Linked DNA regions of Homo sapiens: region 2 is linked to region 1. A link is an interaction called in ENCODE POLR2A ChIA-PET data of the cell type or tissue named here. Cell type or tissue: GM12878. All regions are shown on one strand. Each heading gives the region's core, and the rest is flanking DNA. Links, peaks and the distances in the headings are about the cores only. Region 1 overlaps MRTFA (myocardin related transcription factor A). Region 2 overlaps LOC124905123 (a long non-coding RNA gene).

What was found. ChIA-PET counts read pairs that join two places held together with the same protein. Peaks named below come from ENCODE experiments on the same cell type or tissue, not always from the same donor. Only the 100,000 strongest peaks of a DNase experiment are listed, where the experiment ranks them.
Region 2: POLR2A ChIA-PET joins it to region 1 with 6 read pairs; 10 of 35 experiments call an interaction of 5 or more read pairs at or near these places.

What each region holds. Positions count from the first base shown.
Region 1 is chr22:40,587,688-40,603,334 of GRCh38, forward strand. It overlaps MRTFA (myocardin related transcription factor A), which reads right to left. Exons shown (of 15, transcript NM_020831.6): 2 at 6,987-7,048. It also overlaps the pseudogene RPL4P6. Among named protein-coding and RNA genes, the nearest start is that of MRTFA, 41 kb to the right of the region's middle. RefSeq lists a silencer at 5,758-6,052 and enhancers at 5,898-6,097, 6,678-6,887. In GM12878, for the core only: a CTCF peak has its summit at 9,947; no DNase peak of the experiment used is centred there; H3K27ac peaks cover 494 bases.
Region 2 is chr22:40,655,979-40,671,625 of GRCh38, forward strand. It overlaps LOC124905123 (a long non-coding RNA gene), which reads right to left. Exons shown (of 3, transcript XR_007068110.1): 3 at 3,615-4,987. Among named protein-coding and RNA genes, the nearest start is that of MCHR1, 16 kb to the right of the region's middle. RefSeq lists an enhancer at 8,841-9,356. In GM12878, for the core only: no CTCF peak of the experiment used is centred there; no DNase peak of the experiment used is centred there.

The DNA.
Region 1 (15,647 bases), core at 8,218-10,717:
TTGGTGCAAACATGTGGCCTCCATGACAGATATTTCCAAAAGCACCCTGGCCAAAAGAGTGAGTCCCACCACCTCAAACTCTGGGAATTTGAGACCCAACTCTGCCAGTACCCCAAGATTCAGCACTGGTCTGACGACCTGCTAATTCACTAACAAGATAGGGCTGTCTGTTGTTTTTGTGCAAGTTGGTGTGAACAAAGTTCACAATATCTGGTGGAATGGGAGCCTTGAATACAGGAGACAAAGTGACATTTTTGCCAGATGACTCCCCTTTTTCAGAGTACACTGATAACAGTGGATCAGCACATCCATGGGAAGGTGAGAAGGCCACACTCCAACATTTTTTTTTTTTTTTTTTGGAGACAGAGTCTCGCTCTGTCGCCCAGGCTGGAGTGCAGTGGCGCAGTCTCGGCTCACTGCAACCTCCGCCTCCCAGGTTCAAGCGATTCTCCCGCCTCAGCCTCCTGAGTAGCTAGGATTACAGGCACGCGCCACCACGCCCAGATAATTTTTGTATTTTTAGTATAGATGAGGTTTCACCATGTTGGTCAGGCTGATCTCTAACTCCTGACCTTGTGATCCACCTGCCTCGGCCTTCCAAAGTGCTGGGATTACAGGTGTGAGCCACCGCGCCCAGCCTCAACTTTTTTTTGTAACTAAGATAAAACATTATCTACTGATTTACCAAAGTATTTAGCTTAATTTCACAACAGTGACGCTATTGGCATTTTGGGTGAACAATTCTGAGTTTTCTCCACCAAATGCCAGTGATGCATCTCCCACCCACAGTCACTTAACAACCAAAAATGCCTCCATACTTTTCCAAATACCCTTTGGATATATGGTACCTTCCCCATTGAGAACCACTGAAAAATTTAGTTGGTAACTGTACTTAGATCAATAGATTGCCAGTTAATGAACTGTGGCCTCCAATTCAGGTCAGAGATGTAACATAGTAACAGTGCCTTGAATTTAACCATTTCCAACGTACACATTAAGATCATATAGTCTGGGCCAGATGTATTGGCTCACACCTATAATCCCAATGCTTTGGGAAGCCAAAGGCAGAGGACTGCTCGAGCCCAGGAGTTCGAGACCACCCTGGGAAACATGGCGAGACTCCATCTCTACAAAAAATTTAAAAATTAGCCAGGCATAGTGGCACATGCCTGCAATCCTAGCTACCGAGGAGGCTGAGGCAGGATGACTGCTTGAGTCCAGGAGTGCAAAGCTGCTATGAGCTATGATTGCGCCACTGCATTCCAGCCTGGGGCAATAGAGTAAGACCTTGTCTCAGGGGAAAAAAAAAGATCATATAGTCTGAGGTAGAAATAATATTTACCATTTTTTTCATAGCACTACGCAGTGCCGAAATCTTATATTCAAAGTAATATGCAGCAAATGTAGACATGGTTGGGGGGTGTATGGTTAACATATGGATCCTACAAGTATCCTAAAAAAGTGAATCTAAATCTCCCCCCAAGATTGTGACAGAGACAATTACAGCAGGAATGTCTATGATTATTTCCTTGAGCAACATCTATGAGCTACATTTATATGTTTATGTATACATGTACAGCTTATAAAGGAAAAAATCACTGCCTACTATGTGACAAGTGTTATCAGACTGAGAATAATATACAGGCTTACTGAACATCTGTGACCAACAAAAGTGCCAAATGCCTATTTAATCCTCATAAAAACGTATGAGGTATTACTATTCTATTTTACAAAGGAGAATAGTGAAGTACAGAGAGGTTAAGTAACTGCTGAGCCAGGGTTCAAACCCAGATAACTCCAGACCCCTCAGTAAGAGCTGTATTGTTCCAAGGGATACATGAGAAGACTGGAGGAAGGAATTTTAAAAGCAGGAAAGAACTTGTCTGAAAACTATGAAAAATGTTAATAATGTCTACTACATGCTAATAATGTCTACTAAAGTACAACTGTGAAAAGGTTGTCAACAAAAATTCCTTATGACCCAAGGAAAACTAAATTTGCGTCCCAAGGCTCTTAAGCAACTGTATTTAAACTCTGCACTTAAAAATTCATATTACAAGGCCGGGCACGGTGGCTCACACCTTTAATCCCAGCACTTTGGGAGGCCGAGGCAGGCGAATCACAAGGTCAGAAGTTCAAGACCAGCCTGACCAACATGGTGAAACCCCATCTCTAAATACAAAAATTAGCCAGGCATGGTGGCACACACCTGTAATCCCAGCTACTCAGGAGGCTGGGGCAGGAGAATCGCTTGAACCCGGGAGGCGGAGGTTGCAGTGAGCTGAGATCGTACCACTGCACTCCAGCCTGGGAGACAGAGCGAGACTCCGTCTCGAAAAAAAAAAAAAAAAACTTCACATTACAAAGAAGCTTAAATTAAATGAATTCTGAACTTCATTTTTTTGCATTTTTTGCATACTGTCTTCCACATAATACTCAATTTTTAAACACTGTTAGCCAGGTTAGTTTGTTGCTCTAAGAAGATGTATTGCTACTACGACAACTACATGGCACTTCTGTACAAGAGATATCAAAAGTAAATAATTAGTATGGCTGTATAGATTATGTATCACTAAGGGGAAAAGACAGTTTACAATGGATAAATCTGGCAGACAGGAACTCAACCAATGATGAGATTTAACATCATCATTAATGAGACAAACCAACATGGTAGGTAAGCCTTTAAAAAGCTCCAGTGTAGCCGGGCGCGGTGGCTCATACCTGTAATCCCAGCAATTTGGGAGGTCGAGGTGGGTGGGTCACGAGGTTAGGAGTTTGAGACCAGCCTGGCCAACATGGTGAAACCCCGTCTCTACTAAAAATACAAAAATTAGTCGGGCATAGTGGCACACACCTGTAATCCCAGTTACTCAGGAGGCTGAGGCACGAGAATTGCTTGAACCCAGGAGGCGGAGGCGGAGGCTGCAGTGAGCCAAGATCACACCATTGCACTCCAGCCTGTGTAACAGAACAAGACTCTGTCTCAAAAAAAGAAAAAAAAAAAAAAAAGGAAAAGCTCAAGTGTATGACAATATTCACATCTTTTACTGAGTATCTGAATACTTATGCACAGAGCAGAATTCTCCAAATCAGCTAATACCTAGTCTGTATACACACACAAGAAATAACCAATAAATTATTCCCTTTAAAAATAAATAAATAGCAGCTGGGCACGGTGGCTCACAGCTGTAACCCCACCACTTTAGGAGGCCAAGGCAGGCAGATCACAAAGTCAAGAAATCAAGACCATCCTGGCCAACATGGTGAAACCCCGTCTCTACCAAAAAAATACAAAAAATTAGCCGGGCGTGGTGGCACGCGCCTGTAGTCCCAGCTACTCAGGAGGCTGAGGCAGGAGAATTGCTTGAACCTGGGAGGTGGAGGCTGCAGTGAGCTGAGATCGCGCCACTGCACTCCAGCCTGGCGACAGAGCGAGACTCCGTCTCAAAATAAATAAATAAATAAATAAATAGCAAATGAAGTGAACAGAAAACCCAGAAATAATAACGAGCTCTTACTGAGAGGCCTGAGGCATTATAAAATAACAACTTTCCACTCCGGCCTGGGCAAAAGAGCGAGACTCCGTCTCAAAAAAAAAAAAAAAGATAACAACTTTCAAAGAAAAAAATAACTTTGAATAAAAGCTAAATCCCTTCTTTTCAAGGTTACACTTTTTAAAAAGTGTTGAGAAAATGTAATAAAAATAACAAAAGAGTGGTATGTTTGACCAGTAATAAGAAACTAATATATAAAGAAGAGGAGGAAAGAAGACGTGCAATACGCAGAGTGGTGGAAAACTTCATGAGTGGAAGATTAAATCCGATGCAGAACTTAATAAAATGTGCGCCTTACTTCAAAGGAAGTTTAAAAATGGTGTTTACAAGGGATCTTTCTGGGGTATTGGAAATGTAATACTGGAGTGGGGTAATGGTTGCACATCTCCACAAAATTACTAAAAATAAACTGTACACTTCAAACAGGTAAATTCTGTAGTATATAAATTATACCTCAAAGTTATTTTTAAAGAACTAACATTTGTTCAACAAAGAAGGAAAAATTATATTAAGTTTATCTCACTAAACCATAAAAAGGAAGTGGCCAAGAGGAAAAGTACAGTAATTCATTCAATAGACAGAAAAATAAAAATGGAAAAATGCATAGATTAAGAAATGTTAATGTGTCCATTTCAGCCCTTGAAAGGACAGTATAGTATCTCCAGGTAATTCTGCTGCTCTTAACCAGATTTTCTTCTTTCATAGATATATGCACAAGTCCAAAGGAGAAGGAAGACTTCAGTTTAATTGCATATCACCTAGGAAAGAGCTGAACAATTTATTCTGACCCCCAATTACTGCATGACTGAAAGACATAGAGATGGTATCTCCCATGAGAGAAGAATTTCAAGAGAAAATTTAAAAACAGAAAATCAAATTTATAATTGTTTTAAAAGAATGTGTGGGCCAGGCATGGTGGCTCATGCCTGTAAATCCCAACACTTTGGGAGGCCGGGGTAGGAGAATTACTTGAGGCCAGGAGTTCAAGACCAACCCGGACAACACAGTGAGACCTCAGTCTCTACAAAAAAAAAAAAAAAAAAATTATTTTTTTTAATTAGCCAGGCGTGGTGGCACACACCTGCAGTCCTAGCTACTCCGGAGGCTGAGGCAGAAGGATCACTCGAACCCAGGAGGTCAAGGCTACAGTGAACTGTAAATGTTCCACACTGCACTCCAGCCTGGGTAATAAATCAAGACCCTGTCTCTTAACTTAAAAAAAAAAAAAAATCTGTGGACATTTTTTTTTTCTTTTTTTTTTTTTGGAGACAGGGTCTCACTCTGTCACCCAGGCTGGAATGCAGTGATGCAATCACACCTCACTACAGCCTCTACCTCCCAGGCTCAAGCAATCCTCCCACCTCAGCCTCTCTAGCAAATGGGACTACAGGCACATGTCACCATGCCTGGCTAATTTTTTTTGGTGTTTTTTGTAGAGACAGGATTTCACCATGTTGCCCAGGCTGGTTTCAAACTCCTGGATTCAAGCAATTCATCCACCTCAGCCGCCCAAAGTGCTGGAATTACAGGCATGAACTACCACACCCAGCCTGGTAATTTCTTTACAAGCATAATGACAAGAGTCAATTCCCTCAACCAGGTGAAACAGCCAAATGGGGAATTTTCTTGGTATTTTTGAAGAAAATTAATTTGCATTGGCTCAGGGACTTTTGCAGAAGTTTCCCAAAACAGCAGTACTGTACTTTTTTACTCCATTTGCAGATACAGAGATCAAGCAAAACTGCACCTATAAACAACCCCAATCCACACTTGCTTTGAGCTCTGAAAATATTAACCTACACTGACCTCTCCTGCACCAACTTCAGCAAATCCTAGGTCAAGAGCCTCAACTTCCCAAAACAGCACAGGTGTCTCTAATTTCAAACCCGCCAGTCTCCACCCTGCCTTTGGCTAATCAGTAGCAAGCCCCCAAAAAAAGAAAAAAATTAACTCATATAATTATTCTTTCCTTCTCCAGAAAACAAATGAAGTAACATAAAACACTACAAAATTCTATTTCCTCTAAATGGCTATTATAAATAGTTCAAGACACTGAGTCACAATATTATTCACCTAGACTTGAAAAGCTGTAATATCAATGAACTTGATATATTTCAGTAAAAGAACATACATGAAAATTTACAGTACAATGCCTAACTCCAGCAGGAATTCAATAAAAGTTGGTACCTTTCTTTACTTTCCATTAATTTTATCACACAGTATTTCCATGGAATAGTTTATTACCCCAATATAAAAGTAGAACAATAGAAAAAAGATAATTTACTGACCACACAGATCACACCCAGAAAATTCAGACCACTAGATGATGACAAAGGATTCATTTACAGAAGTTTAACTTTAATCTACCGTCTCCTCCTCCTTCCTAGACAGCAGCGTCAATTCCAAGGCCATGTTCCTTCTGCTATAGGAAGTGGCTACACTGTTTTTCCCTGTAGCAATGTACTAATCTCTTCTTTGTGACTGAGAGAAAGCCAGTCTCAAGAACCTGTGCTAAGTGTAGATGCAGCAAGAGTCCAGACTGACATCAACCCATAGAACCCCACACACAAGTTTACAGGATTCCTGGTTGGGGAGTTCCGTTTTGACTGTCAAGTTTACTCTGCAACTGAGCCAGGTCTCCTGTACCAATAAGCAACGGGAATCTCAACATACTTATGGTGGTAGAAAACTAGAACTACATGAACTAGCAGTAGCCTTTACCTTGACAGGAAATATTCTGACAGAAATAGTTTTGCAGAGCTGCGTGAACTGCCATCTATAGCTCTTTTTGCAGGCACCTGACATAAGACAGATACATAAGCCAAAGCTCTATCTGGTGTACTTTTGTTCAGGCCCAGGAGCTTAAGATAGGAACAAAGCATGTTGTGTCAAATCAAACTCTAGTGGTTACAGATGGACAGATCCTGTCATCAGTAACAAAATTTACAGTTGCCAGTAATGGCCTGGCTACTGTCTAGTCAGGTCCTTTGTTGCATTTAGTCTACCATTCACACAGGCTACTGATTTTTAGAGTGATCAGAATAAGCTAGCCTACCATTACCCACCACCCTAAATTGGTTTACATAATGGCTCCAACACAAAAACTTCTGCCCTCAAGGACTGGATTAAAGAGGTAGGGGTATGTGTGGGTGGGTACATGTGTAAATTCATGGTTCTGTTCTAGGACCACCAAAATTTTACATTGGTTATGTTGTTTCTTAGCATTCTCTACATTCTAATGAGATACTAGATGTAGTCCACAACATTAAACCACAGGACAGACCATCAGGAGGCACGATGAGTGAGACTGAAAAAGATAATGTTTCCCCAAACAATAGTCAAATCTGATCTATTCTAGGTCAGTACAATTGAAGATACTAACGACCACATTAGGAAAGGAGGGAGGGAAGAGTAAATAAATCTGGGACCTACCTTGCTTACAATTCCCACAGACAGATGAAATTCAATTCCATGCCAACCATACCCTCCGATCACTACAACACAAACAGAAAAATAAAAGTTCATGCAATATAAACAGTTCTTCCCATTCCTAAAAGGCGTTTGGTTTCAAAGGTAAGAAGCTGTTTCTTATCTCCTTTCAATCCTCTCCATGCACACAACAGTGTTAAGAGTTCTGTCACTGGTTAAAAAAAAAAAAAAAAAAAAGGCCCATGTAAGTGGAGTTAAATAATAGGTAACACTGATTGGGCACTTCCTATATGCTAGATACTGTTGCAAGTACTTAAATATTAAAACTAATTCTCACAACAACTCTATGAGACAAGTGTTTTTATTAACTCATTTTATATCCTTATATCCAAATGACAATTGTCCTATACCTCTGAAAACTGCTCTTATTGGTGTTGATAAATGCCTTTTTTTTTTTTTTTTTTTTTGGACAAGGAGTCTCGCTCTGTCGCCGGGCTGGAATGCAATGGCGCAATCTCAGCTCACTGCAACCTCCGACTCCCAGGTTGAAGCAATTCCCCTGCCTCAGACTCCCAAGTAGGCTGGGACTACAGGTGTGCACCATTACGTCGGGCTATTTTTTTTTGTATTTTAGTGGAGACGGGGTTTCACCATGTTGGCCAGGATGGTCTCGATCTCCTGACCTCGTGATCCACCTGCCTCAGCCTCCCAAAGTGCTGGGATTACAGGTGTGAGCCACCGCGCCCGGCCGAGAAATGCCTTTTAAATAAACATAGGCAATCTCTACCACCGTAGGTGGGTTATCATAATGGTTTGTATGTATAAGTGTTCTACATTCATCATTTACTTCTTGAGTCCTCACAATGTGATGAGCACTAATACCAGGTGCTGAAGAGGATTCATTCTCTTCCCTTAAGGAGTTGAGAAACTAACTGGACAGATAAGACAAAACAAAAACAGTTCAAGAAATGGAAGTCCTTATTATGAGGCATAATACAGCCTCTTTGTGCAATCATTCACAGTAAAAAATCAGCAAGCTCTGGGGAAAAGAGAGGAAGGCTTTACGTAAGAGATGCTCTAAAGCTGGACCTTTAAAAATAAGTTAGATCAGCAAAGAGTGGAGAAAGTCTTTCCAGGCAAGGAAAAGAGAACAAAGACATAACAGAGACAGAATCAATGGTATATCTAAAGTCTTTTTTTTTTTTTTTTTTTTTTTTTGAGATAAGGTCTCACTCTGTTGCCCAGGCTAGAGTGCAGTGGCATGATCACAGCTCACTGCAGCCTCAACCTCCTGGGATCACATAATTCTCCCATCTCCCTGGCCCTGAAGCCTTTCATAATCTGATCCCACCCAGTCTCACAAGCCTTTGCTCTCTGGCCACTAATGTCCCTCCTCCTCCCCATTACCCACACCAAACTTCCTCCTAGAACATACTGTCTTTGATAGTTCTACTGTTTCTCCTACTACCTAGAATGTTCTCTTTTCCCTGGCGGGTAACATTAATCCTGGCACTCAAAAAAAAATAGCCTCTGTTGTAAATAATTTTTATTATTTAAGATACAACTGAGGCTGAGTGCCGTAGCTCAGTTGGAAGAAGAAAGAAAGATAAAAGAAAATAAATTTAGAGGTTTGACTGTTATCAAAAAAGGAGGGGAGAGAAACAATTCCCAATTAAATAAATGAATTGTGGTTTTTAAGCAGTCCACCTCAACAGATATGGTTACATATACCCTCAAACTGAACACCTATGAAAAGGCCAGCACTTCGGGAGGCCAGGGTGGGAGGATCACTTGAGGCCAGGAGTTCAAGACCAGCCTGGCCCCATCTCTACTAAAAATGCAAAAATTAGGCTGGGCGCAGTGACTCACGCCTGTAATCCCAGCACTTTGGGAGGCCAAGGCGGGCGGATCACTTGAGGTCAGGAGTTCAAGAACAGCCTGGCCAACATGGTGAAACCCTGTCTGTACTAAATACAAAATACAAAAATTAGCTGGGCGTGGTGGCACGTACCTGTAGTCCCAGGTACTCGGAGGATGACGCACAAGAATCCTTGAACCCGAGAGGCAGAAGCTGCAGTGAGCCAAGATCACACTGCTGCACTCTAGCCTGGGTAACAGAGCGAGACTCCATCTCAAAAACAACAACAACAAAAAAATAGCTCGGAGTGGTGGTACACACCTGTAATCCCAGCTACTCGGGAGGCTGAGGCATGAGAATCACTTGAACCTGGGAGGTGGAGGTTGCAATGAGCCGAGATCACACCACTGCACTCCAGCAGCCTAGGCAACAGAGTGAGACTCTGTCTCAAAAAAAAAAAGCCAACTATTACTCTACTCATCTCTCCTCCATGCTCTCATGCTCTCATAGCATCTATTTCTCTGTTAACACAGTTAAAACATTTGGTTGTCCCCAGGTTTTCTTCTTCCTTTCTCTCTTACTTGTCTGAACAAGAATCATCTTTTATACAACTTTGTATCTCGCAAGACCTAGCAGTGCCTGGCAAGTAACAGGTGCTCATTATATACTTGCTGATAGAAGGCCCAACTGACCAGAATTTACAAAGTGAATAACGATCCATTTAAACAATCTGTTGTGTCAAAAGCTAGTGTACTTCTACATTCTCACGAATACGTCTGCTACGTAATTACACCAACAATTCATGAACAAAAAATTAAAGTGGATTCACTAAAAACCACCAACTAGTTTTTGCTTGACAACACAACCAGGTCCTTATCCATGCCAACTAAGACATAAATGAAAGGTAAACTAATTCAGTTGATAATTTAAATATTATGGTTGGTGATCTTTCTTACTAAAACGGTGCCACAGCTTTGTATGTAGAGTAGCTAAAGGTATTTACATTGGCTTTAGTCATGGATAAAGAAGGTTACAAATTTAGAAGTCCAATACAAATCCAAAGTTTATTTTTAGAAGCTTTCCATATGGTAGGAGTTTAAGAAGTAAAACAGCAGCCTTTTCTCTGCCGAAAGCAGAGGGTAGTAGAGCGCCAAAGGAGCAAACCCTCTCCTGACTCTGTGCCTGGCACTGCTTCACGCAGAGGAAGAAATGTGTAGGGTAAGCGAGAGCCTCACTGAAAATCAGTCACCCAAGGCAACAGGCATTTTGAAAGTCTGTGCTATTTGAAGGCTTAAGTATTAATTTTATACATGCCCATGTTCATTTAAAACATTTATGGCTTGGAACTTAAAAAATGTTCTAATGTGCTAGTTTGTCCACATATTAATCGAGTCTGCCAGGTTTGAACATGCCAAGTTTAAAATACTCTCCAGATCGTTATGCAAAGGTATGAGCTCAATCTTTTAGTCTCAGGAAAAGGAATTTAGGAGAGAATGACTAAAACAATAGTCCTTCAATGAAAGCTACAACAGAAAAAGTCAACTCCTAAATAGTGATGAGTTACTTTTTAAAAATACCTGACAGATTTCTTACATTAATCTCAAATTAAGATCCTGGATTTTAGCTCAAAGTTGTCAGACAATGTTATTTTTTGGTGGTTGTTTCCCTCCCCCGCCCCTCCCCAGCCTCCTAGAGAATGGATCTTGAAATTGATTGCTACATGAGACCATCTTATATAAAGGTTGTTTTAGTCATTCACTGACTAAGCCCCTTTAGAATCCAAGTCTAACTCATTTTATATTGAAATGAATTCTATTTTTATATGAATAGTATTACAAGCAAAATTATCTTAATCTTTTATCAGCATTAGAGAAATGCCAATAAAACCTAGAATAACTACACTTTTATAACAAGAACCTCAGAAACTAACACATCCAGTATTTTCATTTTCAGTTGGGGAACTACAGCACAAGAGTTCAGTGATCTGATAAAAGAAAAATGAGCCAGAATCTGATTACTAGTACAATGTATTTATTCTACTACATACTACTAAACACACTGTTTTTGAAATTACAACAGAAAAGTTTAAATATCCATTCCCTAACTGGGAAGATTTTAAAAATTAGATGTGTGTGCCCCCCCAAAATTGGAAATATTGTTCCTTAAAAACTTGGGTATTAGAGGCCAGGTACAGTGGCTCACACCTGTAATTCCAGTATTTTGGGAAGCTGAGGAGGGCGAATTACCTGAGGTCAGGAGTTCAGCCTAACCAACATGGAGAAATTCCGTCGCTACTTTAAAAAAAAAAAAAAAATAGCCAGGTGTGGCAGTGCACGCCTATAATCCCAGCTACTTGGGAGGCTGAGGCAGGACAACTGCTTGAACCCGGGAGGCAGAGGCTGGAGGTTGCGGTGAGTCAAGATTGTGCCACTGCACTCCAGCCTGGGCAACAAGAGGGAAACTCCATCTAAAAAAAAAAAAAAAAAAACCTGGGCGTGGTGGCTCACACCTGTAATCCCAGAACCTTGGGGGGCCGGGGCGGGCTGATCACCTGAGGTTGGGAGTTCGAGACTAGCCTGGCCAACATGGAGAAACCCCATCTCTACTAAAAATAGAAAAATTAGCTGGGCATAGTGGTGCATGCCTGTAATCCCAGCTACTCAGGAGGCTGAGGCAGGAGAATCGCTTGAACCCAGGAGGCGGAGGTTGCAGTGAGCCGAGATCGGGCCATTGCACTTCAGCCTGGGCAACAAGAACGAAACTCCGTCTCAAACAAACAAAAAAAACTTGGGCATTAGAAAACTATAGCAATTATTTTCAATACTTTTGGCTCAATACATACGCACATAGACTCTCCAGTGGAAATTTAGCTTTTAAAAGATTTCCTTACATTCCAAAGGGGATGAGAATAATTTTTACAATCTAAGATGACATTATCCTTATCTTCTAAAAAATAAACTTCCCACAAAGAAAAAAAGCAATTTCATAGAATTCTGGGTCTTCTTTCAAACAAGCACTTCTTTGGAAAGAATGCCACTAATCCATTTTAATTTAGGGGAAGAGAATGCAAAGGATAAAAGGAAAGTTGCCAGGCACAGTGGCTCACACCTGTAATTCCAACACTCTGGGAGAGGCAGAAGCGAGCGGACTGCTTGAACCCAGGAGTTTGAGACCAGACTGGGCAATATGGCAAAACCCCATCGCTACAAAAAATACAAAAATTAATCAGGCATGGTGGTGTTTGCCTAAAGTCCCAACTACTCAGGAGGCTGAGGTAGGAGGATCGCTTGACCCCGGGAGGTTGAGGCCGCAGCGAGCTATGATTACACCACTGCACTCCAGCCTGAGCGACAGAGTGAGACACGCTGTGTCTTTAAAAAAAAAAAAAGAAGTGAAGGGAAAGGAACAAAAATGGAATGAAGAGGGGAAAAAGGAAAAGGAAGAAAGACAAAAGAAAATCAATTTAGAGGTTTGACTTATCAAAAAAAAAAAAAGCAGAGGGAAAATAACAATTTCCAGTTAAAGGAATAAACTGTGGGGATTTTTTGGAATTGTGGTTTTTAAGCAGTCCACCTCAACAGATATTGTTACATATCTCCTCAAACTGAACACCTATGAAAAAAATCTTAATCTCTCTCTGCCTGATTCCTCTGTTTGCTCTTTCTTCTGCACCCAAAGAGAAGATTAAATAAACTAGGCCCCCTGAAACAAGTAAGGGAGGCAGAAATGCGAATCCATGCAAAGTGCTGGTAATGACTAAAGCGATCCAAGAGTCTTAAAGGAGTCAAGAGAAACCACTGTGCTCCTAGGCATATCCATAACCTCCTACAAGAAGCAATACACTCTGCTGCCTTTCATATCCACCACAAATCTTTCCTTTCCGATTATCGGTGTGATGTGCATAGAGATTTTAAAGAACAGTTAAGGCAGGGCATGCTGGCCCACACTTGTAATCTCAGCACTTTGAGAGGCTGAGATTATATTTGATTAAGGTGACAAGAGGAAAATGGAAGCAATACCTGTATATATTAAAAAGGGAGAGAGAAAATAAAGAAGGCCTATGTAGCCTGCTGGTCAACCCAGATGCAGAATTCAACCGAACATGCTCATGTGCTCATTAAGGTACCATAACATATGCAATACTTTACAAAATAAAAAACTACAATCTTGGCTGGGCTTGGTGGCTCACGCCTGTAATCCCAGAACTTTGGGAGGCCGAGGCAGGCGGATCACAAGGTCAGGAGTTCGAGACCAGCCTGGCCAACGTAGTGAAACCCCGTCTCTTCTAAAGATACAAAAATTAGCCGGCCGTGGTGGCACACGCCTGTAGTCCCAGCTACTCAGATGGCTGAGGCAGAATAGCTTGAACCCGGAAGGTGGAGGTTGCAGTGAGCCAAGATTGTGCCACTGTACTCCAGCCTGGGTGACAAAGCAAGACTCCGTCTCAAAAAAAGCAAAACAAAACAAAACAAAAAAACTACAATCTCAAACTGTCCACTTATAAGAAGAGTTTCAAACTCTATAATAAAGTTCCCAGTTTTCCCTTCATCTGCCAGCATCCCATAATAAGCATCTCCTGTTTGACCATTATTAAGACTCAGACATAGTAGCTCCAGAGAAGTAGATATAGCTCTTTCCTTTTGAAACTGCAAAGCAAAACCCACTTTACAATTTTTAAGTTTTTGAACTTTTTTTTGTTTTTTTGAGACATGGTCTTGCTCTATTGTGCAGACTGGATCACAGTGGCACATCTATAGCTCAATGCAACCTCAAACTCCTTGGCTCAAGTGCTCCTCCCTGCCTCCGCCTTCAGAGGAGCCAGACTACAGGCATGTGCCACCATGCCTGGCTAATTTTTTATTTTTGTAGTGACAGAGTCTATTTTGCCCAGGCTGGTGTCAAACTCCTAGCTTCAAGCGATCCTCCTGCCTTGACCTCCTAAAGTGCTGGGATTACAGGCATGAGCCACCATGCCCAACTTCGAAATAATGTTTTTTAATACTTCCATTTTACTGTCTTATAGTAGCTGACAAAACACAAATTTAATTTAGCCTAGACTCTAGCCTAGTTTTATAATAAGTTAATTTCAGCAGTTATCACATAGATGACAAAAAAAAATACTCATCGTTTGATACTGATTAATTCTGAATGACTGGCCATAACCTTTAAAGCCTGAAGATCAGCTGGGTATGGTTACACTGAGCCATGGATGTGCCACTGTGATCCACCTGAGTACCAGAGCAAGACTTTGTCTCTTTAAAAACAATGAAAAATTAAAATTAAATAAATAATATAAAGCTTGAAGATCAAGACTGAAATCCCTTTCCCATCACAATCAGAGGTAGGGGGTCAAATCTCAGTAAATGAGGAAGAATAACAAAAATATAATGAGTCCCTGGCATCTGTTACCAACAGTGAATTCATCCTGATAGCAACTGGAACATTCCAGTGATCCTGGCAATGAGGAACATCGATGTAACATACTCCTTTTGTTTTAAATGCAAATTTTTCTCTCCTGTTCCCTGGAATGTCCCAAAACAAGAGAATGGTCCAGAGCCTGAGAACAAAGCACCTACGAAGAAGAACAACACAGAGAGGGACCTATACAAGACTACCACTAGTATCACAATCTAGGTCAAGGTCATTGGAGAAATCACAAAATCACACCATCTCAGCATTGGAAAGTGATCATCATGTGTCAACAAATATTTTCCAAGTGACCATGTGCTAGATGCTAAGGAAACACAAATGATTATGACAAAATCCCTATTCAAGTCATGTGTGCTAAGTACTTCAATACAGGAGTTAACTAAGGGATATGGGAGTATAGCAGGAAGAATAAAACAGCAGATTTTTCAAAATAAGTTGCCAAGAATGAACTTGGGATCACCACATCCACCATCTGCCAATATTACAAACAGAAGAATCGTGGTGATTCAGGATAAAGAGAAAGTAAGGCTGCAGTCACAGCAGGGCTAGGACTTGTAGCCTCCTAGAATCAAGGTCTTGCTCTCCTATGTGGTTGGTTTAAAAAATAGTTAAAGGCACCCCTGTAATCCCAGAACTTTGGGAGGCCAAGGTAGTTGGATCACCTGAGGTCAAGAGTTCAAGACCAGCCTGGCCAACATGGTGAAACCCCATCTCCACTTAAAAAAAAAAAAAAAAAAAATTAGCGAGGCGTGGTGGCATGTGCCTGTAATCCCAGTTACTCAGGAGGCTGAGGCAGGACATTCACTTGAACCCAGGAGGTGGAGGTTGCAGCGAGCCAAGATCACACTATTGCACTCCAGCCTGGGTGACAGAGCGAGACTCCATCTCAAAAAACAATAGTTAAAGGTGATTATGATCATTTCTGTCCCCCTTCATTTCTTCTTCACAAAAAACTGGCATCACAAGAAAGCACAGTTCTAGTCCAACCATTCACTCAGTGCCAATCTCTAATTTTTACAAGACAGTACTTAATCCTTTAAAATATTTGCTGAAAAAATAGTGCCTTCCCTTCCTCCAGAAAATTTTATGTACACACTAGGCTATTTACAGAGGTCTAGGTTACAACTTTAACTTCCAGAATAAAACTAACTATAATCACTACTAATGCCATGTGACTTTCCCTCTGGCCGAAGCTCTAAACTGTCTACCTCCCTAGGCTTAGAGAAGTCTTTCTAGCTCCGAGGCTTCTGACACTTCAGCTCTTCATTTTACTGCTAATTATGACTCTCAGGAATTCACCCATAAAGAACTACAGGAATTTACCCTATTAATCCACAAACCACATTTCATTTTCATTTTCCAGACAAATCTTAAAG
Region 2 (15,647 bases), core at 5,988-8,487, 66 kb after region 1:
GTATTTCTTCATAACAGAATGAGAATGGACTAATACATCCTCCCACCTCATCCTCCTAAAGTGTTGGGATTACAGGCGTGAGCCACCGCACCCAGCTGTTTACACTCTCTTGATGGTGTCCTTTAAAGCACACAAGTTGGTAGGAAGCAGTAGCTCATGCCTGTAATCCCAGCACTTTGGGAGGCCCAGGTGGGAGGATTGCTTGAGGCCAGATTGGGCAACATAGCAAGACCTCCATCTCTACAAAATTTTAAAAATTAGCTGGGTGTGGTGGTGCATGCCTGTAGTCCCAGGTACTCAGGAAGTCAAGGCTGAAGGATCACTGCAGCCTTGAGTCCGGCAGGTTGAAACTGCAGTGAGTTGTGATCGCACCACTGCACCCTAGTCTGACCAAAAGAATGAGACCCTGTCTCAGAAAAAAAAAAAAGAAAAAAAGGGGAAAAAACCCATAAAATTTTAAAATCATTATTAAGTCTAATTTATCTATTATTTTTTCTACTCTTGCTTGTGCTTTTGGTGTCAATCTAAGAAGTCTTTGCCTTACCCAAGGTTTACTGCTGCACTTTCTTCTAAGAGTTTTATAGTTTTCGTTCTTACAATTAGGTCTGTGATCCATTTTGAGATATTTTTATTTATTTACTTTTTTTGAGATGGAGTTTTGCTCTTGTTGCCTAGGCTGGAGTGCAATGGCGCGATCTCAGCTTACTGCAACTTCTGCCTCCCAGGTTCAAGTGATTCTCCTGTCTCAGCCTCCCGAGTAGCCTGGAATTACATGCACATGCCACCACGCCTGGCTAATTTTGCATTTTTAATAGAGATGGAATTTCACCATGTTGGCCAGACTGGTCTCAAACTCCTGACCTCACATGATCCGCCTGCCTTGGCCTCCCAAAGTGCTGGGATTACAAGTATGAGCCACCATGTCTGGCCAAGTTAATGTTTGTTTATCGGGTGAGACAGGCATCCAACTGCATTTTTTTTTTTAATTTTTGAGACGGAGTTTCACTCTTGTTGCCCAGGCTGGAGTGCAATGGCACGATCTTGGCTCACCGCAACCTCCGCCTCCTGGTTTCAAGCAATTCTCGTGCCTCAGCCTCCCGAGTAGCTGGGATTACAGGCATGTACCACCACGCCCAGCTAATTTTGTAATTTTAGTAGAGACGGGCTTTCACCATGTTGGTCACGCTGGTCTCGAACTCCCGACCTCAGGTGATCCACCTGCCTTGGCCTCCCAAAGTGCTGGGATTATAAGCATGAGCCACAGTGTCAGGCTGCATTTTTTTTTTTTTTAATTGCATGTGGATATCTGGCTCTTCCATATTATTCATTCCCCCAATGAATTGTCTTGGCATCTTTGTAAAAAAAAAAAGAAAAAATCACACAGCTCCTTTTTAAAGAAAGTAGACCAGGCTGGGTACAATGGCTCATGCCTGTAATCCCAGCACTTTGGGAGGCCAAGGCGGGTGGATCACTGGAGGTTAGGAGTTCGAGACCAGCTTGGCCAACATGGCGAAACCCTGTCTCTACTATACAAAAAATAGCCGGGTGTGGTGTCGGGTGCCTGCAATCCCAGCTACTTGGGAGGCTGAGGCAGGAGAATTGAACCCAGGAGGCGGAGGTTGTAGTGAGCAGAGATCATGCGATTGCACTCTAGCCTGGGCAACGACAGTGAAACTCCGTCTCATAAATAAATTAAAAATAAGTAAATAAATAAAGTAGACCATAAGCAGCTTGTGCAGCTCTTACAATTTCTGGCAAGTGAAACCAAGCCTCGGACACAGGCACTTCAGACCAGTGCCTATAGCCTGAGGTGACCACTGGTGCTTAATGGGGATTCCTAATACTTGATGGAGGCAAAAAAAAAAGTCCAATTCTGTCTCAGACATCACAGAAGCGTGGTGCCCACAGGGAAAGTGGATGACCTAGCTTTATCTGGTTCTCCCCACCTGCTACAGAAACCCTTAGCACCTCACTGGATCTGCAAGGCCTTTTGAATCAAGTAGCAGCACCTTCTCTTCCTCAGGGCTCCACTCAAAGCTGGTAGTTTGTTTTTATTTTATTTTATTTTTTTTGAGACGGAGTCTCACTCTGTTGCCCAGGCTGGAGTGCAGTGGCGTGATCTTGGCTCCCTGCATCATGCTCTGCCTCCTGGGTTCACAGCATTCTCCTGCCTCAGCCTCCCGAGTAGCTGGGACTACAGGCGCCTGCCACAATGCCCAGCTAATTTTTTGTATTTTTAGTAGAGACAGGGTTTCACCGTGTTAGACAGGATGGTCTCGATCTCCTGACCTCATGATCCGCCCGCCTTGGCTTCCCAAAGTGCTGGGATTATAGGCGTGAGCCACCGCGCCCGGCCAAAGCTGGTAGCTTTTAGGTCATCTAGTAAATGGGTTGGAACAGCAAATAGTATATAATGACTCCCAAATCCAAAGAGTCTCATGAAATATCACTTCTCTCTCTCTCTCTCTTTTTAATTGTTAAGGAATGGGATCTTGCTATATGCCCAGGCTGGAGTGTAGTGTGATTCACAGGCGTGATCATAGCACACTGAGGCCTCGAATTCCTGGGCTGGTGCCCAGGTGTGTGCCACTGCACCTGGCTAATCACACCTCTTTTGTGGTAGTGGGTGTAACGTAAGGTAAACTGTTCTTTACTTTTTTTTTTTTTTGGAGACAGAGTCTTGCTCTGTCATCCAAGCTGGAGTGGCAGTGGCATGATCATGGCTCACTGCAGCCTCAACCTCCCAAGCTCAAACAGTCCTCCTCACCTCAGCCCTCTGAGTAACTGGGACCACAGGCATGCACCACCATATGCCCGGCTAATTTTTTATTTTTCGTAGAGACAAGGTCTTACTATGTTGCCCACGCTGGTCTTGAACTGCCAGGCTCAAGTGATCCTCTCAACTCGGCCTCCCAAAGATTTGGAATTACAGGCGTGAGCCACCACACCCCGCCTGTTCTTTACTTTGTAGGATAAATCGGGACGTGTTCAGAACACTGGACCCCAAAACCTTTACTGAGAAATTGGGCCTTTGTGTTTTCATGACATTTCTGTCACATTTAGGATACCTACACTTTTCTGCTTCCCAGGCCCTAGGAGCATAATGTTGTCAGTAGAGTGGAATAGCATTGTGTTTTGTGTAATGAGGATGTGCTAAAGTCTGAGGTTTGGAGAACTGGCAGAAGAGTTAATGGAGTCCCGAGGCAAGATGGTAAAGGTGTATTGATGACTCTGATGCATGAAAGCAGGGTGTCTGACCTCTTCTTCTTGAAATAGAGAAATAGCATTTGTCAGCTCAGTAACTGCATACCAGGTGTGGGAGACTGTGTTTATTTTCTCCCGCAATGAGAACATATCTGAAACAGCAGCTGCAGTTGGCGTTGTCACATAATTAAGTTTATGGTAATTCACTGTCATTCTCTCAGAGACCCATCTGCCATCTTCACTGGCCAAACTGAAGAATGAAGGGGAAATTGATAAAATCACCACCCCAGAATTTTTCAAGGCCGTGATGATATTATTAATCGCTTCAGTTGCCCAGGAGTTTCAGCGTTGCTTTTGGTTTATGTGTTAGGCTGTTTTTGTGTTGCTGTTAAGGAATAACTGAGACTGGGTAATTTATAAAGAAAAGAGGTTTAATTGGCTCATGGTTCTGCAGGCTGTAGAGGAAGTATGTTGCTGATATCTGCTTGGTTTCTGCTGAGGCCTCAGAAAGCTTGCAATCATGGCAGAAGGTAAAGGGGGAGCAGGCACGTCACATGGCAAGAGTGGGAGCAAGAGAGAGGGAGGAGGTCCCAGACTTTTTTTTTTTTTTTTTTTTTTGGAGACAGAGTCACACTCTGTCGCTCAGGCTGGAGTGCAGTGGCGCGATCTTGACTCACTGCAACCTCCGCCTCTTGGGTTCAAGTGATTCTCCTGCCTTAGCCTCCCGAGTAGCTGGGACTATAGGTGTGTGCCATCACACCCAGCTGATTTTTTGTATTTATTTATTTATTTATTTATGAGATGGAGTCTTGCACGGTCACCCAGGCTGGAGTGCAGTAGCGTGATCTTGGCTCACTGCAAGCTCTACCTCCCAGGTTCAAGTGATTCTCCTGCCTCAGCTTCCTGAGTAGCTGGGACTACAGGCGCCTGCCACCATGCCCGGCTAATTTTTTGTGCTTTTTAGTAGAGACAGGGTTTCACCATGTTAGCCAAGATGGTCTCGATCTCCTGACCTTGTGTTCCACCCGTCTCGGCCTCCCAATGTGCTGGGATTACAGGTGTGAGCCACTGCGCCCAGCCTAATTTTTTGTATTTTAATAGAGATGGGGTTTCACCATGTTGCCCAGGGTGATCTCGAACTCCTGAGCTTAGGCAATCCGCCCACCTCGTCTTCCCAAAATGCTAGGATTACAAGTGTGAGCCACCGCACCTGGCCAAGGTCCCAGACTTTTAAACAAGCAGCTCTCATGTGAAGTAACTGAGTGAGAAGTCACTCATCACCAAGGGGATAGTGCTAAACCATTCATAAGGGATCTGCCGCCATGATCCGATCACCTCCCAGCAGGCCCCACCTCCGAGACCGGGAGACACATTTCAGAATGAAACGGCGTACGTCTGTAGTCCCAGCCACTAGGGACAGGGAGCTGGGGTGGGACTGAGGCAGGAGAATGGCTTGAACCTGGGAGGCAGACGTTGGAGTGAGCCGAGATCGTGCCACTGCACTCCATCCTGGGCAACAGAGCAAGACCCCATCTAAAAAAACACAAAAAACATTTTAGTGGCTCCCAGTTGCTTTCAAAATAAATAACCCCTTAACAGAGTTTGTAGTAAACATTGTATTTTTTTTGGTTGCTCATAAGTTGATCCCCCAGAAAACCAAGACTTTGAGAAATTCACTGGGAAGGGAAATACCGGTGCCTCTGAACAGTCCCTGGTGAGAGCTGCCAGCGGGGACGGCAGCAGCTGAAGTGGGCTTCCTCATTTCACTGGGGATGTGTAGAGCCTGCAGTGATAGAAAGCAAGTTGCAGCACTTACTTAATTTCTGGAGGAGAGTGAATGTGGTTATTGTAATAGGCAGGGCCAGTGGAGTTACCCAGATGGTCTGATCTGCAGAGATTGATTTGGCTAATTGACCATGGAGTCTGTGGAACCAAAATATATAAACAGCACATCCACTAAGTTGCTACTTGATGTGTGTACGTGAAAAACTTCAGGCTTGGTCAACAGAGATCTGACTTTAGCCACCGTGATTGAGAGCACAGTCTCTCACCCAATTTCCAAACCTGAGTCAGCCCTTGTTCCAGAAGTCCTGGAAGAAGTAAAAGCTGGATACCTGCAAGAAAGGACCCTGCAATTCCACAAGTACGGGCTGGGAATCTGCCTCTAGCCTTCCCCAGGAGTATCTGAGACCATCTACCAGGGAACTATACACAATGAAAAGATTAATACCAGACCTTTGATTTTTGTTTCCTCTTTTTTGAGAGGGAGTCTCGCTCTGTTGCCCAGGATGGAGTGCAGTGGCCTGATCTCGGCTCACTGCAACCTCTGCCTTCCAGGTTCAAGCAATTATCCTGCCTCAGCCTCCTCAGTAGCTGGGATTACAGGTGCCCACCACCACACCTGGCTAATTTTTGTATTTTTAGTAGAGACAGCGTTTCACCATGTTGGCCAGGCTGGTCTCAAACTCCTGACCTCAGGTGACCCTCCCGCCTCAGCCTCCCAAAGTCCTGGGATTATAGACGTGAGCCACCACGCCCGGCCTAGTATGGTAATTCTGTATTTAGTTTTTGGAGGAACCTTGCCTCAGCTTTTAAACTGGGATTGCACTCTTCTTGGGGTGGTTCCCAGTCACTGACTAGGCAGAGCTGTGGTACAGGGCCCAGCCATTTCTGCCTAATGTTGGACTGCTTTCCTCTGAAGCTTCCTGCTGGGCTGGCACTTTGCTTGGAAGGAGAAACAGCCAGATGTGCAATTATATACTGATTCATGGGCTGTAGTCCATGGATTGGCGGGTGGTGAGGGACTTGGAAGAAACATGATTGGAAAATTGGTGGCAAAGAAATTTGGGAAAGATGTATGTGGATAGACTGCTCGGAGTGGGCCGAAGATGTGAAGATATTTGTGTCCCATGTGAATGCTCACTAAAGGGTGCCCTCAGCAGAGGAGAATTTTAATAATCAAGTGCATAGGATGAACCATTCTGTGGATACCAGTCAGCCCCTTTCCCTAGCTACCCCTGTCATTCTCCAGTGGGCTCATGAACAAAGTGACCATGGTGACAGGGATGGAGGTTAAGCATGGGCTCAGCAACATGGGCTCCACTCACCAAGGTCAACCTGGCTATGGCCACCACTCAGTGCCCAATCTGCCAGCAGCCAAGACCTACAGGGAGCCCCCACTAGGACGCCATTCCCCAGTGTGGTCAGCCAGCTACGTGGTGGCAGGTTGATTACGCTGGACGACTTCCATCATAGAAGGGGTAGGGTTTTGTCCTTATTGGAACACACACTTACTCTGAATAAGGACTTACCTGCCCTGCACGCAATGCTTCTGGCAAAACTAGCATGTGTGGGCTTGTGGGATGTCTTATCCACCATTATGGTATTCTACACAGCATTGCTTCTGACCAAGGAACCCACTTGACAGTCAAATAAGTAAGGTAGTGGGCTCATGCTCATGGAATTCGCTGGTGCTACCATGTCCCCCACCATCCTGAAGCAGCTGGCTTAATAGAATGGTGGAATGGCCTTTTGAAGTTGCAGTTGCAGCACTGGGTAGGTGGCAATACTTTGCAGGATTCATTAATTATTAATTTATTTATTAATTTAAGATTTTTTTTCAATGATCAAAAAGTTGAAATGAGGCCGGGCGCAGTGGCTCATACCTGTAATCCCAGCATTTTGGGAGGCTGAGGCGGGGGGATCACCTGAGGTCAGGAGTTCAAGACTAGCCTGGCAAACATGGTGAAACCCCATCTCTACTAAGAATACAAAAATTAGGCTGGGCGCGGTGGCTCACGCCTATAATCTCAGCACTTTGGGAGGCTGAGGCAGGGGGATCACAAGGTCAAGAGATCAAGACCATGCTGGCCAACATGGTAAAACCCCGTCTCTATTAAAAATACTAAAATTAGCTGGGTGTGGTGGTGCGCACCTGTAGTCCCAGCTACTTGGGAGGCTGAGACAGGAGAATCACTTGAACCCAGGAGGCGGAGGTTGCAATGAACCGAGATCACGCCACTGCACTCCAGCCTGGGCAAAAGAGCAAAACTCTATCTAAAAAAAAAAAAAAAAAAAAAAAAAGTTGGCTGGCTGCGGTGGCTCACACCTCTAATCCCAGCACATTGGGAGACTGAGGCAGGAGGATCACCTGAGGCCAGGAGACCAGCCTGGCCAATATGGTGAAAGCCCGTCTCTACTAAAAATACAAAAATTAGCCAGGCGTGGTGGCAGGCGCCTGTAATCCAGCTACTCCGGAGGCCGAGACAGGAGAATCACTTGAACAGGGAAGGCAGAGGCTGCAGTGAGCCAAGATTGCGCCACTGCATTCCAGCTTGTGTGACAGAGTGAGACTGCATATCAAAAAAAAAAAAATGTTGAAATATATGGATGGTTTTTTGGTTTGCTTTTGTTTTTGAGACCAAGCCTCACTCTGCTGCCCAGCCTGCAGTGCAGTGGCACGATCATGACTCGTTGCAGCCCTGAACTCCTGGGCTCAAGGGATTCTCCTGCCTTAGCCTCTTAAGTAGCTGGGACTACAGGCACATACCACCATGCCTGGCTAATTTTTTAATTATTCGTTTGTAGAGACGGGGGTCTTACTATATTGCTCAGGCTGGTCTTGAACTCCTGGGCTCCAGTGAGCTTCCCGCCTCAGCCTCCCAAAGTGCTGGGATTACAGGCATGAGCCACCAAGCCCAGCCTAAGAATTGTGAATTTTACATCATACTATTCAAGTTACGGAATAATCACAGTAAATATCACTCAAGAACTTTACCTCCTCTTCTGGGAGACCGGATTAGTGTGTTTTCAGTTGTGCACAGGGTAATTGTTTCATTTAGGCAGAATTATGACCTTGTCACTGTCTTTACTTGAGGAGATTAAGTATGGTTTAAGGAGATGTTTATGGATGCCAAGCTGACAAGGAGTGGACTTGCCATGGGTAGTATTAGGTGTCAACTTGACTGGATTGAGGGATGCCTAGTTGGCTGGTGAAACATTGTTGCTGGATGCGCCTGTGAGGGTGTTTTCAGAGGAGTTTTTTTTTTTTTTTTTTTTTTTTTTTTTGAGACAGAGTCTCCCTGTGTCTCCAGGTTGGAGTGCAATGGCATGATCTTGGCTCACTGCAACCTTTGCCTCCTGGATTCAAGTGATTCTCATGTCTCAGCCTCCCAAGTAGCTGGGATTACAGGTGCCTGCTACCATGCCTGGCTAGTTTTTTTTTTTTTTTTTTTGAGACAGAGTCTCACTCTGTCGCCCAGGCTGGTGTGCAGTGGCACGATCTCAGCTCACTGCAAGCTCTGTCTCCCGGGTTCACGCCATTCTCCTGCCTCAGCCTCCCGAGTAGCTGGAACTACAGGCGCCCGCCACCACGCCCGGCTAATTTTTTTGTATTTTTAGTAGAGACGGGGTTTCACCATGTTAGCCAGCATGGTCTCTATCTCCTGACCTGATCCACCCGCCTTGGCCTCCCAAAGTGCTGGGATTACAGGCGTGAGCCACCGCGCCCAGCGCCTGGCTAGTTTTTGTATTTTTAGTAAAGATGGGGTTTCACCATGTTGGTCAGGCTGGTCTCAACCTCCTGACCTCAGGTGATCCACCCCCCGCGGCCTCCCAAAGTGCTGGATTACAGGCGTGAGCCATGGCGTCCAGCCCAGAGGAGATTGATGTATGCTTCAGTGGACTGAGAGAGGAAGACCCGCCCTCAGTGTGGGTGGGCACCATCCCATCTGCTGCCCACCCCCGACCCCATTCCACCACTAGGACAAAGCAGGCAGAAGAGTGGGGATACTCAGCTCATGCTCTCCCTCCTGGAGCTGGCTGCCTCTATCTCCTCCTGCCCTTGGAAAACAAGACTCCAGGTTCTTCAGCTCTTGGAATCTGGAACTTGCACCAGCAGCCTCGTGGGGGCTCTGAGGCCTTTGGTCTCAGACTGGAGGCTGCACTGTTTGCTTGGCTGGTTCTGAGTCTGTTAAATTTGGACTGAGCCTCAGTACTGGCTTCTCTGGTTCTCCAGCTTGCAGACAGCCCCTTGTAGGACTTTGCCTCTGTAATTGCGTGACCCAGTTCCCTCTAATAAATCCCCTTTCATATATATCTTATTGCCTCTGTCCCTCTGGAGAAACCCTGACTAATACAGACACTTATGTTAACTCCATAACTTGGCTATTGTGAGTAATGCTGCAATAAACATGGGATACAGATATCTTCTTGAGATACTGATTTCATTTTCTTTGGATATAGACTCAGAAGTGGGATTGCTGAATAATATGGTAATTCTATTTTTGGATTTTGGAGAAGCCTTGTTTCAGCTTCTGAGCTGGGATCACACGCTTCTTGGGTTGGTTCCCAGCCACCGACTAGGCAGGGCTGTGGTGCCAGGGCCTGGCCACTTCTGCCTAATGTTGGACTGCCTTGCTCTGGGGCTTCCCACTGGGCTGGCAGAGCCCTTGTCAGGTCAGCATCACAATCTCTGGACCCCTTCCCGATGTGCTTCCCTTCTTCCTTGGCCAGCGCTCACCCCACAGACACATTTGGTACTCCTCTCTCCACCCCAGCATCTGCTCCCAGAAAACCCAACCTGTGGCACTTCACTTCATCTATTAAATGAGATGAGAAAGAAAAGCAACTTTTCAGCCAGGCATGGTGGCTCACACCTGTAATCCCAGCACTTTGGGAGGCTGAGACGTGTGGATCATTTGAGGTCAGGAGTTCAAGACCAGTCTACCAATATGGTGAAACCCCATCTCTACTAAAAATACAAACAGTTAGCCGGGTGTTGGCCGGGCACAGTAGCTCATGCCTGTAATCCCAACACTTTGGGAGGCTGAGGCGGGTGGATCACCTGAGGTCAGGAGTTCAAGACCAGCCTGGCCAACATGGTGAAACCCTGTCTCTACTAAAAATACAAAAATTAGCCAGGAGTGGTGGTGCGTGCCTGTAATCTCAGCTACTTGGGAGGCTGAGGCAGGAGAATCACTGAACCCAGAAGGCGGAGGTTGCAGTGAGCCGAGATTGTGCCACTGCACTCCAGTCTGGGCAACAGAGCCAAATAAATAAATAAATAAAAACCACACAATTAGCCGGGCATGGTGGTAGGTACTTGTAGTCCCAGCTTACATGGGAGGCTGGGGCAGGAGAATTACTTGAACCCGGGAAGCAGAAGTTGCAGTGAGGTGAGATCATGCCACTGCATTCCAGCCTGGGCAACAGAGTGAGACCCTGTTTCCAAAAAAAAAAAAAGAAAAGCAACTTTTCATCCTGTTTTCTTTAAAAACTTGAGCCTCTCCTTGGTTCTCTGGAGCACTTCCCAGTGTTTTCCGGGCTGTGAGCCCTCTTTAAATTATCAGGCCCAGAAAGGCATGGAAATGTGACAGCAGTCACGTCTCACTCCCCCTCCAGCTAAGTAATCAGCTCTGGAAGCCACTTGCTGTGTGGGCTCTAGACTGACTGATGCCAAGTAGCCATAAAACACCACACAATGGACACTGTAATTCACTTGCTATAACTCAACAGTGTACAGCTAGTCACTAATCAGTGTTATTTCTTTAACCCAGTGAGCATCCTTGAAACTCAACTTTTGTAATCGCCCCCTCTCCTGATTAATCCTCTTTAAAAACTCAAGCCTCTCTTTGAGCACTTCTCAGTGTTTTCCAAGCTATAATCCTCAACCGTGGCCCAAATCACTCTCTATATTAATTTTGTCTCAGTTTCCTTATCTGGATTGACAGAGGATAACAAAATACCTAGTTGTTGACCAGGCACAGTGGCTCATGCCTGTAATCCCAGCACTTTGGGAGGTGGAGGTGGGTAGATCACTTGAGGCTAGGAGTTCAAGACCAGCCTGACCAACATGGTGAAACCCTGTCTCTACTAAAAATACAAAAATTAACCGGGTGTGTTGGTGCACACTAGTAATCCTAGCTACTTGGAAGGCAGAGGCAGGAGAATTGCATGAACACAGGAGGCAGAGGTTACAGTGAGCTGAGATCGTGCCTCTGCACTCCAGCCTGGGCAATAGAGTAAGACTCTGTTTCCAAAAACAAAAACAAACAAAAAAAAAACCTAGTCATTTCAATAATTAATTACACGATGATATCAACTTGAACGCCTCCTCCTGAATCAGTGGGGCTGATTTTCCATTTGCCCCTTTAAATTCACTTTTCACCCTTTCCACCCTGCCCTGGGCCCCAAGATGCTGACCCTCAAGAACAGCATCAACAGACAGAGGTCAGAGGGCAAGAGGAGAGTGAGGTCAGATTATTTACTCCTTTGGACTGCTCCCTGCCAGGTTACTGCTGATTGGCCGCCTCACTTTTAAAAAAAATTTTATTTTTTGAGACAGCAACTGAGTCTTGCTCTGTTGCCCAGGCTGGAGTGCAGTGGCGCAATCTTAGCTCATTGCAACCTCTGCTTCCCGGGTTCAAGAGGTTCTTGTGCCTCAGCTTCCCAAGAAGCTGGGATTACAGGCACCAGCCACCACACCCGGCTAATTTGTTTATTTTTCTTTTTTTGAGTTAGAGTTTCACTTTTGTTGCCCAGGCTGGAGTGCAATGGCACAATCTCAGCTCCCCGCAACTTCCGCCTCCCAGGTTCAAGCAATTCTCCTGCCTCAGCCTCCCGAGTAGCTAGGGTTACAGGCACGTGCCACCAAACCTAATTTTGTATTTTTAGTAGAGACAGGGTTTCTCCATGTTGGTCAGGCTGGTCTCGAACTCCCGACCTCAGGTGATCTGCCCACCTTGGCCTCCCAAAGTGCTGGGATTACAGGCGTGAGCCACCATTCCGGGCTCCCTCACTTTTTAACTGCTCTTTCTGGATTCTGCTCACTTCTCCCCTTCCCTCAGCCCCCAGGCCTGAGAGCGGCAGTGGCTCTCTGCTGTTCATAGCCCCAGCACACTGCTCAGCATTCCCTGTTGATCTCCCTTAGCTATGCCCAAACCCTGGCAAATAGGCCCTTTACTAAACTCTCCTGCATTTCCCTGTTTGAGTTTGTTCTGTTTCCTTCTGACAACCCGATGGATCCCATCAATGAGGACACTTTCCACTGCTGCAAGTGTTCCCAACTGATATGGTTTGGATTTCTGTCCCTGCCCAAATATCATGTCAAATTGTAATCCCCAGTGTTGGAGGAGTTACCTGGTAGAAGGTGATTGGATCATGGGGGCGGGTTTCCCCCTTGCTGTTCTCGTGATAGTGAGTGCTCATGAAATCTTGTTGTTTAGAAGTGTGTAGCTGGCCGGGTGTGGTGGCTCATGCCTGTAATCCCAGCACTTTGGGAGGCCAAGGCGGGCAGATCACCTGAGGTCAGGAGTTCGAGACCAGCCTGACCAACGTGGTGAAACCCTGTCTCTACTAAACATACAAAAATTAGCCGGGTGTGGTGGCAGGTGCCTGTAATCCCAGCTACTGGGGAGGCTGAGGCAGGAGAATCGCTTGAACCCAGGAGGCGGAGGTTGCAGTGAGCCGAGATCATGCCATTGCACTCCAGCCTGGGCAACAAGAGCGAAACTCCGTCTCAAACAAAAAAAAAAAAAAGAAAAGAAAAGAAGGTATGTAGCACCTTCCCCTTCGCTTGCTTCCTCTTGCTCCTGCCATGTAAGATGACCCTGCTTCCTCACCACCTTCCAACATGATTTTAAGTTTCCTGAGACCTCCACAGCCACGCTTCCTGCCCAGCCTGCAGAACCATGAGCCAATTAAACTTCTTTGCTTTATAAATTACCCAGTCTCAAGGAGTTCTTTATAGCAGTGTGAGAACCAACTAATACACCAGTGTCATGTCCAGGCAAAACAAAGTTCAAAGGGGGCAAAAGAGACAATCTCGTTTTGTATCATCTTTGCAAGAACAAGGAAATCTTTACCAAATGCCTCTCACCACAACACTCCTCCCCTTTACTGTCACTAGTAAGAATGAGTCACATGCTGCTTTAGCCTCCAGTTCCCAGAAAACAGAGCCTGAGACAAAGGGGGTGTGTCGGTATTTTACTGGGAAGAGCGATCCTGGGAATCAGGAAGGAGGGTAGAGGAGCAAAGCAGAGAAGCAGATAGCAACAAAGCAATGATTTCCGGTTGGCCAGGGCTAAAAGTGTTTGGTTGCTCTAACCTATGGGGCTGCTGGGAAGCTACATGAAATATGCCTCAGGATGGTATGTCCTGGGGAATCCTGGGGAAAGTACCTATCCATGGCTTCCACCCTACATTGGTCAAAGGTTCCCCTAAGGAGCATTAACTCTCCCTGCACTTCTGGGTTGTTCATGCGAGGGCACTCCGTGGATTCCCAGATTCTAAGTTGTGGCAGCAACAGAGAAGACCCAAGACAGAGGGTAAAAGGCACACAGCACCGTGAGGTCACAGCTGTATCTGCACCTGTACCTGGACTTTGTTGGGGACTGTGCCAGAGCAGGTCAATGGATGAACTATGAGCTAGGTGTGGTGAAAAGGACCTGAAGAGATGCACATGGGTGTCCAGTAGACATGCTCACCCCTGAAACAGTCACTGGCAAGAGGAATGAGATTGCTGTTGATTCACTGGTTTAAAGTAATCATTTGTAGTAGAATGGGTGTTGAGCATGCTACCTGAATTCTTCAAAGAGGACATCCTTAACTCCCTCTCTAAAAGACCCCTTCACCCCCAGTCACTCTCATCACCCCATCCATTTCCTCAGTGACACTAAAAACAGTCAGTAATCAGCCTGTGTAGCTGGCATTATGGATTGACTTGCTCAGTGTTCACTCCTCCCACCTTCACTCCTACCATTCAAAGGCCAGAGAGCTCAGACCCACCCCTCTCTGCTTCCCTTGCTGCTCAGTCTTGGTTTAAGTTCCTCTGGCCAGGCTCAGTCACTTTGGTAGTGCAGATAATGGCAGGGATGGCCTAACTCCAGAGCCATGATTTTGTGAGTCCCTAAAGCCCTTTGTGATTAAGTTACATGGATTTGTCTGGATTTGAACCCTGAAAAGGACATCTCGTTCACTTATCAGCTTGCTTGTCATTATTTGTCTCTCCCCACTTTAGTTTAAGCTCCCTTATACCAGGCATTTGCTCGTTTTTCCCCACTGTATCCACAGAGCCTAGCACAGTGCCTGGTATGTAGTACATGCTGTGTAATGATTTGTCTGATGGATGAAAGGATGAGTAAATGGAGATGGGAAGACTATGGCATGTGGAAGAGGAGGAGATACTGGACAGTAATGCTCATTTTCCCAAACTGTAAACTTTGGAATGCCCAAGAGCTCAGTCCTCACAACACCTTTATTCACACTCACTCCCTAAGTAAGCACATCCAGTCTCATCAGTTTAAATTTATATCTCTGTGAGCTTTTGAGATTGCTAAATAAAATAAAAAATAAAATGGCAGGGCGCGGTGGCTCACGCCTGTAATCCCAGCGCTTTGGGAGGCCAAGGTGGGAGGATCACAAGGTCAGGAGATCGAGACCATCCTGGCTAACACGGTGAAACCCCATCTCTACTAAAAATACAAAAAATTAGCTGGGCCTGGTGGCAGGCGCCTGTGGTCCCAGCTACTCGGGAGGCTGAGGCAGGAGAATGGCATGAACCCGGGAGTTGGAGCTTGCAGTGAGCCGAGATCACACCACTGCACTCCAGCCTGGGCGACAGAGGAAGACTCCATCTCAAAATAAATAAATAAATAAATAAATAAATAAATAAATAAAATAAACATTTTTTATCTTCAGGCATGACTTCTCCCTTGAACTTCTTTTTTTTTTTTTTTTTTTTTTTTTTTGAGACAGAGTCTCGCTCTGTCGCCCAGGCTGGAGTGCAATGGCCTGATCTTGGCTCACCGCAACCTCCGTCTCCCAGGTTCAAACGATTCTCCTGATTCAGCCTCTTGAGTGGCTGGGATTACAGGCATGCGCCACCACGCCTGGCTAAAACTTCTGACTCTTACATCCAACTGCTAACCACTACTTCCATTAGGAAGTGAATAGACATCTCCAATGTAGCATGTCTAAAACAGAACTTTTTTTTTTTTTTTTTTTTTGAGATTGAGTCTCACTCTGTCGCACAGGCTGGAGTGCAGTGGTGTGATCTCGGCTCACTGCAAGCTCTGCCTCCCGGGTTCATGCCATTCTCCCACCTCAGCCTCCCGAGTAGCTGGGACTACAGGTGCCCGTCACCACCCGGCTAATTTTTTGTATTTTTTTTTTAGTGGAGACGAGGTTTCACCGTGTTAGCCAGGATGGTCTCAATCTCCTAACCTCGTGATTGACCTGCCTTGGCCTCCCAAATTGCTGGGATTACAGGCGTGAGCCACCGCATCTGGCCTAAAACGGAACTTTTTTGTTGTTGTTGAGACGGAATCTTGCTGTGTTGCCAGGCCGGAGTGCAGTGGCACCTTTTTGGCTCACTGCAACCTCTGCCTCCTAGAGGTGGTTCTCATGCCTCAGCTACCTGAGAAAGAGGGAGGAGGTCCCAGATT